3 separate regions of the Homo sapiens genome follow, and all the other regions are linked to region 1. The links are chromatin loops, found by intact Hi-C in ENCODE. Cell type or tissue: MCF 10A. All regions are shown on one strand.

What was found. Peaks named below come from ENCODE experiments on the same cell type or tissue, not always from the same donor. Only the 100,000 strongest peaks of a DNase experiment are listed, where the experiment ranks them.
Region 2: a loop joins it to region 1, with 19 times the contacts of the local background. A loop is called at or near these places in 13 of 110 quality-filtered maps.
Region 3: a loop joins it to region 1, with 6 times the contacts of the local background. A loop is called at or near these places in 3 of 110 quality-filtered maps.

Annotation. Positions count from the first base shown.
Region 1 is chr2:222,316,764-222,319,263 of GRCh38, reverse strand. It overlaps RNF228 (ring finger protein 228), which reads left to right. Exons shown (of 1, transcript NM_001395871.1): 1 at 1-2,500. The coding sequence ends at 236. CT75 (cancer/testis associated transcript 75) reads right to left here and starts at 793. Exons shown (of 4, transcript NR_136642.1): 1 at 1-793. RefSeq lists a silencer at 1-208 and enhancers at 679-728, 505-1,100. In MCF 10A, CTCF peaks have their summits at 28 (motif pointing left) and 1,146; DNase peaks (open chromatin) are centred at 863 and 1,113.
Region 2 is chr2:222,481,960-222,484,459 of GRCh38, reverse strand. The region is part of intron 2 of SGPP2 (sphingosine-1-phosphate phosphatase 2); the gene reads right to left. Among named protein-coding and RNA genes, the nearest start is that of SGPP2, 59 kb to the right of the region's middle. In MCF 10A, no CTCF peak of the experiment used is centred here; no DNase peak of the experiment used is centred here.
Region 3 is chr2:222,023,588-222,026,087 of GRCh38, reverse strand. No RefSeq gene overlaps it. Among named protein-coding and RNA genes, the nearest start is that of CCDC140, 270 kb to the left of the region's middle. RefSeq lists enhancers at 1-204, 205-1,191. In MCF 10A, a CTCF peak has its summit at 987; a DNase peak (open chromatin) is centred at 967.

The sequences.
Region 1 (2,500 bases):
GGGCGCCCCCTGGCGAGGCACCGGCCACCGGGTCGCCCTCGCCCTCGCCCGTGGGGCCCATCTGCCTGTCGGTGGCCAGCATCCTGGCACTCTTCTCGGTCGTTGTCACCTGGGTCATCTGCTGGCTCAAGTATCGGCCCGAGGGTGCGGCCGCGGGCTCGACGGGGGGCAGCGGCGGCGGCGGCGGCCCGAGGGCACGGGCTGCGGCGGGCGGCGCGCGGAGGAGCGACACATAGCCGGGCCACGCCGCGGAACCGGCGCCTGCACCTCCAGCCCCGCGTGGCGGGAGAAGAGGGGGCCTCTGGCTCGGTGCGCTCGAGCTTCTGCACCCTCTCCCTGCTGCCCCCGGGCTCTCCTGGACTCACACTCTCTCCCAACTCGGCCACTGAGGAGCCTCGGTTTTCTGTCCCTCGGGCTTCTGTCGCCCCTCGCCCTTCGCGCTGGGCCAGAGAGGGAAACTGAACAGGAAGGGATGTTGGTGGGGGGGGGGGGTCTCTTTTGCCTGGACTGTGCAAAATTGACCTCCGCGTTATGCACCACCCTCGTCCTCGTCAGAATGTGCGGCCATCCCTCCCTAGAGCACAAAGATCTGCAGAGACGAAGCAAGGGGAGGGGGAGCCCCACCGCCCCGCCTGAAAGCTGGTTTTCTGGCCGCCAGGACTTGAGAGTTTCTTTAAAGGTGCAGCTGCGCGCGTGCACACGTGCATCTGTGGCGGCTGTGAATGGACTTGAATTGCCCGGAGGAAGAATGAATGGGATGTAAACGTGAGAGGAAAAGGATTTCCTGCTTCCTAGCGGTCCTGGAAAGGGAGAGATCCTGAGCGCTGAGAGTGACGGACACTCCCCGCCGGCACAGCGCGGGCGTGCCCGGAGCTCAGGCAGCAGCTGGGCGCGATGGGGCAGGTGCACGGCGCGCGTGCGCGATCGGAGCCGACTCGGAGTGGCCGAGGCTGCGGCGCGCCCAGGGCGGTGGGCCCTGTTGCCCATGGCCGGGTGTTGTCTGGAGCAGAGCCTAGAAGTCTCATCTCCTGGAAGCTTGTGGTTGTTTTATTCACGGTGTTACTGCCAGGAAGTCTTCTGTAACTAGACTCAGGGAGCTTAAAGAGCCTGTTCTCCCTTCTCTCAAAAGTGGCTTACGGTTGCCCCCACCTGGAAGATATTGAAAGCTATTCACACAGAATATAAACTAGATTTTCTCCTTCCCCTCGCCTTTTTTTCTTAATTTCATTTAACATATAATTTATTTTTGAATATATAAATCTGGAAATTTTTGTGCATTAAGATTTCCAGAAAATTGTTTGATAAGCAGTGACATTATTCCCATACCTCGAGTCCAAATACATTTCGAAATTAGGAGCAGAAAATAAAAGCCTGTTGGTAATTGATTCAATATTTTATACTGTGAAATAACTAATGACTTTTAATTATCTGATAAAATATAAACTAGTGCCCAAACATGAAATCAACTAACTGAAGGTCTTTCTGCCTTTGGCTACAAAAGATATATATCGTATACACTTATTAGAAAGTATTATATGATTTTGAATTTAGCTGTTTGATATTGTTGGAATTACTGAAATGTTCACATACAGTCACATGAGATGAAAAAGAATATATATCTATCTGATTTTGTAACTACAAAGATGAATTGCCAGTATATGTTGCAAGTGGGTTAGATGCCTTTTTTTTTAAGAAGGAAAACTGTTCCAAATGTATTTTATATGAAAACATTCTTTATTCCATCTTTTGAAATTTGGAATAAGACAAAGTTTTCATGCTTAAAAATCACAGAATCTACTGAAGGTATGCTATTATTCCTCGAGTATTTATGCAAGCTGTCTGCATGATATCCTGACACTATTCTATTAATTGAACTTGAATCGAGCATTTGTATCTATCATAGGAGTGAAGTAATTTATTGGCCATTGATAAGTGGTTTGGCTGCAATGTAGAAACTACAGTATGAAGTGTTTTATGTCTGCATTGTCTTAATAATAAAAACAAGAGGTATTTATAGAAATATCTATTTTCATGACATTAATTTCATGGTAAAATTGCTCCATTATTTGTGTGGCACTTCTCTTCCTTAAATACATGTCCCCTTCTAAATCCAAATTTCACATTTTTAAATGGGGCTGAGAGAGAAATAACTCACACATGGAAATGTGCGTTGCTAAGATGGGCATTTAGTGGGATTATTTCTAGGAATAATGACCCTGGAAGGCCCAGTGAGATCTGTTGTATTCTGAAGAGAGAAGTAACTTACATATTTACTACCACAATGTCCACTAAAACTAAACTCTGTTGTCAGACTTTGTTCTTGCCTTCTATGAAATGTTTTTAGGTTTCTATTACTAAAAGTCACTTTTCAGAACTTAGTTTTAATTTATTTATACCCCCATGTCTTGTGTTTTACTTCTATATCCATTTTTACCTCTTATTCATTCTTTATTTACCTCCATTACTAAGATTCTGTTTGCACTAAAAACTGTTGAGTTGC
Region 2 (2,500 bases), 170 kb before region 1:
TGATGATCCAAACAATTTTCTACCTGACAAAGCTTTAAAGCCATTACCCATCCATCCACACGATACAGTAAATGAAGCATCAGAAATGATCCTGGGGGTGAGGGGAACAACGGGCTCTATCTGGGACAGCTACAATTCTACTCCACCAACAGCATTGCAGTCTTAGCAGCTGTGGGGAAGGGGCAGCAGGAAGGAAGGAGAGAGGGACGGAAGAATGTGAGCACGTTTTCCAGTCATCATCATAAAAAAAGAGAATCATTTTTCTGGTAAAGATGGTTGATAATTAGAGAGATCTAAACTTATTTGTTCACCACAAGTCCAGTTTTAAGAGCTTTCTTTTTTTTAAACCTACACTAAAACCAAACCTTTTCCTTATTGTGTTTCAAAACCAAACCAATGCAGTTTTTATAATAAACCCCCTAGAGACATTTACTTAATATTTAACTAAGGCTAAATTACAGATTCCACTTCAGAGGGACTAGGCAGAATCTCTGACGCCTAATTCTATTCCGTTCAATGCAAGTTAGTGAGGGTGACAATCTGGCCATTGTTGAATACTTTTAAAGACTCATTAATCTCAAGCAAGAACCAACTTAACAAGCAGGGCAATCTTTTGAAGTGTAGGGGTAGTGGTTTAAACAGAGGATTAAGAGATAATCACATTTAAAGTCATCTTTTGGCACTAAGACTGACCCCAGTCTAAGGATTGTGAATTACAGGGATGGGACAGGCTTTTTCCCTCTTGTCTTTAACCAGGTGACAGACTCCCTTATGAGACAGCCAGATGGCAGCCTGCCCACATCCCAAAACACACTAGTCTGTTTTGACACATTATCACAAAACGTTTACCTCTTAACCAATTTATGACTGTTGCATAAAATAATACCCTAAACTCTACAGCAGTTAAACACTATCTAAATAGTATGTCCAATTTAAATGTAAATTTTCAGTGTAGTTTTTACTGTAAGTATCAGCTAGCTAGCTGCTGATAATCAGAATGTGAAAGATACTGAAAAACCACCATTTTAAACTTGAGCTCTTTAACATAATTTGTCTTAGAAGGATAGGAACAGAAGAACCTGCTAAAAGGAATCTTCCACTTTTAAGGCTTCCTTATCACCAGGACTTTGGCTCTACAGAAAAAAAAAAAAATGAAATTTATATTTGCCACGCAATTACGCATTTTCCTTTAAAGCATTCCTTCAGTCATGTTGAATACAAAACAGCAGACAAGCTAACAATTATTTAGCAATGGAGTTGATATGCATTTCAAGTGTACTGTCTCATACTGAGGTGATTCAAAACACAAGACAAAATAAGTAAAGCCATATTAGCATTCAGTCTGCACAAGCGATGAAATACCTTCTATTCTATTTTTTTAATGTTGTCCCGCCCAACTTTCCTTCTTTTCCTTTTTCCTCTATACCATGGATCAATCTGTTTTAAGTGTCACATAACAAACATATAATGAAGAGTCATGACATCACAAGCCTCCAAAGATCCTCTAGCTGGGTCCTTTCACTCTGAAGCTAGGAAATCTGCAGGGCAGAATCTCCAAGTTCCTTGAAGAAGGTTTCACTGCTAAGATTGCAGTCCAGGTCTCCTGATGTTCCAGAACCTGGCCCATGGCTCTGTGGCCCTAGTTAGTTGTCCATCCTTACCCAATACAGCTGTTTGGACCAAGTACAGCCAATCTATGCATTGGCCAGAGATGGATGGAGTTTTGCTACCAGACTACACCAGGGGCTGTGTCTGGCTGTCTTGAAAATCTGAACTGAAAGACAGTTGAGGGGTGACCCATGCCTATAATCCCAGCACTTTGAGATGCCAAGGTGGAAGGATTGCTTGAGGTCAAGAGTTCGAGACCAGTCTGGCCAACATAGTGAGACCCCCAACTAAGCCAGGTGTGATGCTACATGCCTGTAGTTCCAGCTACTTGGGAGGCTGAGGTGGTAGGATCACTTGAGTCAAGGAATTCGAAGCTGCAGTGAGCTATGATTGTGCCACTATACTCAAGCCTGGGTACCACAGCAAGACCCTGTCTCCAATCAATCAATCAATTAATCAAATAAAAGACAGTTGAGAAAGTAACCAGCCAACAGAAGGAGATAAAGAAGAAGATATCAGGAAAATCACAATTGAATTATAGCAGACAGCCAAACTGTTCACTAGCATTTGTTCCTGTGAGCTTCTGGTTCTTAGATTTTCCATCACTTTACAGCAAATTCCTACTTTCCTGAGTTAGCTTGAGTGGGTCTCTGTTTCTGAAAGCTAAGAAACACTACCTATATTACATCAGCCTGGTGCTCCTTTCATGGTATTATAGGACCAGAAACTTCTGACCAAACCTCAAAGCTGCTGGTGAAGTAGAAGCAGCCCCACCCTCTTCTCACACAGGTACTCCTTGCTTCCAATCTGGGAGATGATCAAAAGCCAATAATTATTAGAAGAGAGATTAACCCTGTCTGGAAACTCTCAGGGACAACCAGAGCTTCAGCAT
Region 3 (2,500 bases), 290 kb after region 1:
TGTGTGACAGCTCTGTTTCTGGGCATTTCTATGTAAATTGAGCCCTTGTACTGTAAATGGGCTCATTTAACATACAGCTGGGCAGCTCTCAGTTCAAAGGAACCCTGGAGCGAATCCTTTTGAAAGCAAGGGACCTTCTGTGACTTAGGTAATCACATTCTAATTTATATTTTCTCTTAATTTGGATTGTAACTTAAAGAGCTTCTTTATAAATCTTTACTTAATGTAAGTAAATAAATTAGTGCATATCCTATAATATTTTTTCCAGGGGCAAAATAATCAAATGTGTCATACTTGCAATATTTTAAGTCAATGATTTAATCATAGCCTTAGGAGAGTACAGATGTCATGGAAAGTTTCTGCTCATTAGCTCTTCTTACAAAGTGGGGATAGCCAGAGTCTAGTTTGTTCATCTGAGAATGTCGAGCTGGGCTGTTGCCCTGGGATGTCCTGAGTTTTTTCATGAAAAGCTACAGTTCTTCAAGTCTGGCTCATTGCATATGCCACAGACCTTGGGTCTTCAATGAGCCAAACTTTAAGAAAGAAGAAATTAGTTCAAATCATAACTAGATTCGGTTGCTTGCCTTAAACCGGTTTGACCTTGAGCGAGTCTCTTGAAACCACTGAGCTTCAATTTTCTCAGCTTCTCAGCTTGAAAATGGACTAAAATATTACATATGGTCTCTGAGAGAATGTGGAGAGACAATATTCATAACACACTTTATAAAGTGCAAGGTATAAAACGTATTAGTAATTGATAGAGGACAGGGGTTTTTGTTTTCTGTTTTCCTTTCATTTTGCTTTAAACTGTCCTCTGCTTTGTAAATAAGCTCTCTCCTGGAGTCCGCTAATTCTGATTGTTTTAACTGAACCTACTTGATTGTCTTTAAGATTTCCTGGAGATTAACAACCTTCCTTAGAAAAATGCGTCCCTTTGAAAGGACACAGGTTAGGAAGATTTCTAGAGAAGGGAAAGTTCGCCCTCTAGTGTGGCCCAGGAGAAACATAGTATAGGAATTTATAAAGTAGGTCAAAAATGTGCTTTCAAAAGAAGCTGCTATTACTTTATTATCTTCCTCACAAATTTTGGATGGAACCCCCCCATTTCTTCAGCAATTTAGCTTGACAACTAGATATTTACTCTATAGATCTTCAAAGGAAATGTTTACATCTTATAATACCGTATATTCCTCTGACCCTTTGAAAGCCATTGAAGACAAGTAAAATTTTCAGAGTTAGTTCCATTTATTCTTACCGGGTGGTATTTGTATAGTCATAGTTGTAATGTACATGCTCAGTAGAATCTTGCCTTTATTTATTTTGCTTGATTTAATTTCAAATTAAATGACCTCAATCAAGATTATAAACTAAGCAGCTGATGCTGTAAATTGTAGACTCTGCTCCTGGCAAGTAGAGAATGGGCAGAGAAATGAATACTGTCTAATAATTTCAAAATGATAGTAGGCATTTCATCACACCAGCAAACAATACACTAATACACAAGATTTTTTTTTTCTCATGGAATTACTGGTTGTTTATATTGTTTTAAATTGACAAGGGCACATCTTACCAAGCTTCGAGCTTTAAGCCAGCAATTTTTATTCTATTTTGGGACACCTTGATAAAGAAATGTAGCAAGTGTAACTTCCACAAGCCACTCAGTTATAGGTTCCAATAATTCACGATCTTTATTTTCCTATTATGTGATGTAACTCATATCTTGATTCTTATTTCTGCCTCTTAGCAAAAAACTTAACCAAGTTATTTTCAGGCCTACTGGTGTACTGGAGCCAGCTCGTGTCAGCATGCAAGAGCTAATTGTTAAATTTTCAGAGAATTTTCATGCCAGTTATTATTACTTTGTGAAATAATACATAATTCTCAGAGACATTTGGAAAATGTAGAAAAGTTTTAAAGAAAACAAAATTATTCACATCTCCACCACTCAGAGACAACTACAGTTAATATTTTATTGTGCATTTTCTCTATTTTTTGTGTACTATATATAGTTTTCTTTCGAAAATTTATTTCTTTTTCTATTTTGCAGTGAGCTTTTCTCTGTCATTAAATAGGCTTTCATAATGAGGGTTTTTTTTTTTAATTATTTCAACTTTTCTTTTAGATTCAGGAGGTACATGTGCAGGTTTGCTACATGGAAACATTGTGTGATGCTGAGGTTTGAGGTATGGATGAACCCATCACCCAGGCAGCAAGCACAGTAACTAATAAGAGTTTTTCAGCCCTTGTCCCACTCCCTTCTTCCCCTCTGGTGGTCTCCAGTACCCATTGTTCCCTCTTTATGCTGATGTATGCTCAATGTTTAGCTCCCATTTATAGGTAAGAACATGGCAGTATTTATTTTTCTGTTCCCGTGTTAATTCGCTTAGGATAATGAACCCCAGCTGCATCCACATTGCTGCAAAAGACATGATTTCATTCTTTTTCATGACTGCATAGTATCCTATGGTATTTATGTACCACATTTTCTTTATCTAATCCA